Linked DNA regions of Homo sapiens: region 1 is linked to region 2. Evidence: chromatin contacts called from ENCODE Hi-C or POLR2A ChIA-PET data. All regions are on one chromosome and are shown on one strand. The core of a region is the stretch at or near the end of the contact, and the rest is flanking DNA. Distances in the headings are between cores, read along the strand shown. Region 1 has its middle 130 kb from the start of NAMPT-AS1. Region 2 has its middle 110 kb from the start of CTB-30L5.1.

Region 1 (2,700 bases), core at 131-2,630, 66 kb before region 2:
TATGTATTACTTTTTTCCTGAGTATGGGTCAAACCCTCCTGTTATTGGCAGGCCTAAAGAGTTTTGGATGAAAACTGAAAAATTTGATGATACTTTGTAGCAACTCTATACTGTTATGTTCTTCTGAGGACCAATTTTTTTATTGTTGTATTTGCTGCCTGGAGTTGCTTGGACTCAAACTATCTCACCTTATACTGTACAACAGCTGGTATCTCTGTTCAGTTCTTTCAGCTTTAAGCCATTTATTTTTAGCCTGCTTCCCAGGGTCACCCCTCAACTTGTGTAGTTTAGCAGTCAGCCAAGGATTTGGGCAAGGTTTGAATCAGATTTTGCAGTTTCCTTACTGTTCTGTTAGTCCAGCGCTCTATCCTCTAACATTAGAAGTGCGTTGGGGAAGGCACTCAATCAAAAAAGCAGCAAACTCACAGACCTACCCAGTGCAACTCTGTTTTTCAAACGTGATCCCCTCACTGGGTCTTGCTTTGTGCAAAATAACTTAAAGACTTTGGGACAGTTGCAAAGGGTGGGGGATGGGATGTTGCTATCAGATTTGTCAAGCTCTTCCTGATGAGTCGAATTTGGATGAATCACAGCCTGGCCAACACAAAGCACCTGCCCGTCCCTTCAGCGTCTTGATCAAACAGCATTTAATAAACACCACATGCCCTTGGGCTTCTGCTGAGGACAGTTGAGATGAGGTTAAGCTCACATTGGCCCTGATAACCTACAGCTTGAAGTCTCTGGAGTGTCTATCTCTGGGGCTGTGTCTGTATAACAGGCTCATGAATAGAGAAGGAAAAAGGACCTAGGATATCTTGGATCCTAATCTCTTTGTGACACTCATTGTTTGGCTTATCCCCCGGTTGTGACTTATTGGAATACTCCTCCGGGTATATGTATGTGTTTTTTGTTTGTTTTCTTGGAGGCTGTATCTGAATCTCAGCTGTGACTGACATCTCACAATGATGTGTACTCAAAAAGGCCCCATTTAAATTATTCAGGTTGCTGCAAACCAAGTGGTTATTTGGAAACTTAGAAAAACCAGGGAGAAGCAGAAATTTATATTTCTAAAAATGAAGTAACAAATTCGTTGATTTATTTCACACTTTTGGTTGAACATTCATATTAAGCTGTTTTTTGTAAACATATTACTAAGAAACTATTCTGATATGGCTTATTTTCCAGTGAACTTATGTGCACACATTAATTCATTAATATATCATGTCTTACATTTGTTTTATAAATATATAGACATGCTTCAGTCCCTGAGAAATTCTAAGATAATTAAGTGACCCCAAAAAGCAGTGTAACTAGTTAGTTCACACCACAAACAATGAATAAACTGTTTGCTGAATTTCCTGTGTTCCAAGTGGTAACACTTGCATCATAGTTACAAAACTTCAGTTTCCTGGTTTATTCACTTATGCCATTCATTTAACAAAACTGCTAGGTCAGACACTGACAGGCTCTGCAACATTGCTTCACACAAACAGAACAGTCTGTGCTCTCAGGAACATAAGATCAATGATAAGTAAATTAAAAATAAATATTTCGAATAATGATAAATGGTTCAGGGAAAATGAAGGTGATGAGGTGGAGAGTTCCTGGTGAACTTTTCAGGAATTGAGCCATGTGAAGATCTGTGGGAGAAGAATTCCAGACGAGTGAAAAGGGAAAGTAATGTTTTTGAGGCAGGAGTGCATGTGGTTGAACCAAGCCTCCAATGGAAGTCTACTGGCCTAATTTGTTTATTCATATTCATTTAATCAAATAGAACAAAGAGAACTAAGCACCTGTCCTAGAGCCTGACTCTTCTGTTTAGAAATCTAGGGAATCACTCTCTTCTAACCCCACAGCCTTCAGCCACAAAATGCCTGTGGTCACACGCACTTCTCCAACTGGGTTCTTCCAGCTCCTCAAGGAGAAATCTCTACATAATTAGGGCTTCCTTTGTTCAGTTACTCTTGTGTGACAGATGCACCGAGAGTAATAACTTAAGCATACCCTGAGAATGACCCTATGGTCTAAAAAGAATGTGTGTTTGGATTTCCAAGTGAAGAAATCCAGAAATGGCCAGTCCAAAGATTCATTCTATGAGAAACATCTAAACCTACAGGCCAGCCCATGGAATGCAGACCATACAGGGGATCAAGACCCTTTGTTTTGGGTTAAATGAAGGTTGCCAGGTGGAGGTTACCAGGGGGAGGGTGCTAACTAAAAATACTATATAAACTGCATGCTTTTTACAAGAAGTTAGTGGTTCTTCTGTCCAGACCACTGCCACCAGGACAGTGTCCTGTATGTAAGTCCCCTCAATAAGCTCTGTGTCTCATTTGCAGGCTCTGGGTCTCTTCTTCAGCCTCTCAAACATCCTATTGGGGATGCCATCCCTATTGGGGTCAATAGGGGTCTGGCATGACAACTCTGCAACCCTCTTACCTTCCAAGAAGGGCTCTGTGTATATGCACTTCAACACCTGGCACCAGTTGGTTTTTGGGTTTTCCACTTGCTATACCCTCAACTAAGCTCTGCATTTAAATTTCTCACTCTTTCCTCAGAAATCTATGATTGCTGCCAGTTAATTTTCACATAGATTATGTTAAATGCTGGGAATAGAAGGGATTAAAGCACAGACCTGACTCAGGGGGCAGGGGTTGGTATTGTCCTTCGTGAGGCATACGGCTTCTGTGATCGAGGCCC
Region 2 (2,993 bases), core at 291-2,790:
TAATTCAGCCTGTAGCAATCTTCTAATCCAATAACCTTTTCACTTCTATTCTCCCTCTTTTTGAATTTTTTCTTTATTCTAGGTGAGTTCCACTTTTACTGAATCATTTCGACATTTCTTGCCATCATGTTTTTTATTTCTAAGAGCTCTTATTCAATTTTTTGATTATTTTCCTTTATTTCACTGTTTTTTCATTGATAAATATATTTATCTTTCTGAAAATATGATAGATTTTTTAAATCCTGCTACATGAATTACTTGTATTTTTTACTAAATGACTTTTTTTTTTTCTATTTACTTTGCACTTGGCCTCTCAAATTGGAGGCTTTTTCAAATATTTGGTGATCTTTGGCTATCCTTTGTCATATAAAAGTGAGGCACAAAAAAAATCTTAGAGAGAACGAGGCTTGTTGACCAAGTAGCAAGAAGACTTTTTTATTGTGTGATCCCCAGATGTCAAAATTGATCTTTTCTCTGGGTCTGCTTAGTGTTACACTAGTTAGTTTAGCTAGGATAGGCAAGGTTAGCTACAGGAAAAGAAAAAATAAAAAGAATAAAACAACTCTGTGGCTTAACACAATAAATATTTATCATTCCCACTATATGTCCAGTGATAATTGGTGATGGGCTCTGCTCCAGTCACAGAATTACTCCAAACCATCTTATGATGTCACTGTTTCACCAAGATACCTCATTTGTCATAGCAGGAAAAAAAGCAAGCATGGAAACTCGCATATTGTCTGTTGAATGTGTCCACCTGGAAGTAGTATACATGACTTGTACTTTTACTTAATTGACTGAAGCAAATTGTAGGTCCACACCTAGCCTCAAAGAGTGGGGAAGTGCAGCCCTCCCAAGTGTCCAAAAGGAGAGGGTAGCCAGAAATACTGGAGAGCAGCACCAATGTTTACCACAATGACTGATTCATTCTCTTAAAAATAGTATGCTTGCATGCCTGTAATCCCAGCATTTTGGGAGGCTGAGGCGGGTGGATCACGAGGTCAAGAGATTGAGACCATACTGGCCAACATGGTGAAACCCCGTCACTACTAAAAATACAAAAATTAGGTGGGCATGGTGGCGCGTGCCTGTAGTCCCAGCTACTAGGGAGGCTGAGGCAGGAGAATCGCTTGAACCCAGGAGGCAGAGGTTGCAGTGAGCAGAGATCATGCCACTGCACTCCAGCCTGGGCAACAAGAGTGAAACTCCATCTTAAAAAAAAAAAAATAAGCTTGCAGTCCTCATTCCTCCTCAGCAGATATTATTCAGATACTCAACATCCACTTGGTGAAGTATTGATAAATTGCTTCTTTTACTATTATTTTTTCTGATGAAGTATGTTGACTAACTTAAGGAGAACTTAAGAAAAATTAGATGAAAACAAAAGGATTCCTCTGCCTGCTAAACTTTTTATTGTTGTAAGAAAGCAACAAAAAACCACTGAATTCCTATTTTTCCATCATCCTATGTCTTCCTAAAGTCATCCTTAATTTCATCACAGCACCACTGATGAGGCAAAGCCAGGGTGGAAATGAAGGTGGCAGTAAGCTGAATTGTAACTTGGAACTGGCTGTGGCCAGCCTCCACGTGACCAATTTTGTAATTTATTATTAACTTTATGCAGCTACACACAAAAGGGAGTGAAGATTGCACAAGAGGCTCTGCTAATAGCAAAGTCTTTTAGGACCTAGAGCTGTGAACTACAAACAGTTTATCTTCAAGTGCCCAGGAAGTGATGGTAGAATTCAGGTTGCCTGACAGAAGCAATTTAGATTCTTCAGCAATAGAGGAGAGTTTGAATGTGAAGACATTCTCCTCTCAAACTTATATCACCTTGAAGAGTGGACAAATCCCAAGCTTTACTGTTTCGGGCTACCAGGCACAAATGTGATTGCAAACCAGACAAAAGTGTCCCCACAAGTTCATGAGCAGATTTTAAAACCAACCTGTTTCTCTGCCTCTGGTTTCAAAGAAACTAATTGCTCAGGATGCACACAGATGGTGTCTGACTCATTGTTTCTTTCCTTCATGTCACTGGATGTTAAATTAGTAATGGTAATAAACAACCACATATATTCACAGAGAAAAATGTATGAAGCTAAAATTAGAATCTTTGTCATGCAACATTGATTTGTTCCAGAAGTTGGAGCTAGATTGGTCAGCAAGTGAATGTTTCAGCCTTGTCACTCCAAGTCTTTTTGAGCCCTGAGCACAGACAACCCTAGTGTCATTGACCTTAATAAATGGAGAGTTGCTGAGAAAGCTTCTAGTCCACTGCCAGGCCTCCAGCTGTGGCCTTCCAGTACACACGCCCCTCCTCAGCTCAGACAACTTAGTGCTCTATGCACTTGCTGCTGTGCAGGGGACCTCAACACCTCTAGAATGCAGTACAGAAGTTGCCATTTACATCTTTAAGGTCCTAGACATGTGGCAGCTTATTTGCTAACTGAAGTCGCCACACTGATCAGTCATTGGATGCAGGCCACCCTGGGAAAGGGTGTGACATTGGAGGAGGTAGGTTTCTGCAGAGGGGACAATCCATAAAGGGGCTGACAGTTGAAGGCTGTTGGCCCATGACATTCTCAGGAGCTGGGGCAATGAGGCTTCACTGATGGGGGAGCTGGGCAGTGCATCCTTGTGTCTAGCGCACGGCTACTTCAAGTCACTTTTCCCAGAAGACTCTTCTATCACAATTGAAACTTCTTCAAGTTTCTGCCTGAGATAAGCTTTCTCCATGGTTTTCAGACCAACATCACTTGCCCCAAACTCTCCACCCCTTCTCATGATCAGTCTCATTTTTTTCTCCACTTTATTTGATTTGTCACACTGTCTCATGGATATCTGTCCCTAGATGGGTAAGCTTACTTCTACATTTATGGTTATGTTCACTTAGTAGCTTTTCTCCACTGTTTACAATAGTCAGCTCTGTCTGTACAAAGAATCAGGCTCCAAATAATGAAATGTTGGCTGAACTTGTCCTACTTTTCAACTTC

The links. Hi-C counts contacts between places; a loop is a spot of excess contacts on that map. ChIA-PET counts read pairs that join two places held with the same protein, here RNA polymerase II (POLR2A). Pooled maps may share reads with other maps.
Region 1: a loop to region 2 is called in a pooled map, with 8 times the contacts of the local background. The contact joins two enhancer-like sites. A Hi-C loop is called at or near these places in 7 of 37 single-sample maps with no recorded cell type and 12 of 50 pooled maps. POLR2A ChIA-PET finds 5 or more read pairs at or near these places in 4 of 52 experiments (activated CD4-positive, alpha-beta T cell, activated CD4-positive, alpha-beta memory T cell, activated T-cell and 1 more).

The regions. Positions count from the first base shown.
Region 1 is chr7:106,416,856-106,419,555 of GRCh38, forward strand. No RefSeq gene overlaps it. Among named protein-coding and RNA genes, the nearest start is that of NAMPT-AS1, 130 kb to the left of the region's middle. Within about 2 kb of position 1,381, at least 7 of the 41 ENCODE cell types and tissues checked have a DNase peak (open chromatin) inside an H3K27ac peak, as active enhancers do.
Region 2 is chr7:106,483,136-106,486,128 of GRCh38, forward strand. No RefSeq gene overlaps it. Among named protein-coding and RNA genes, the nearest start is that of CTB-30L5.1, 110 kb to the right of the region's middle. Within about 2 kb of position 1,541, at least 5 of the 41 ENCODE cell types and tissues checked have a DNase peak (open chromatin) inside an H3K27ac peak, as active enhancers do.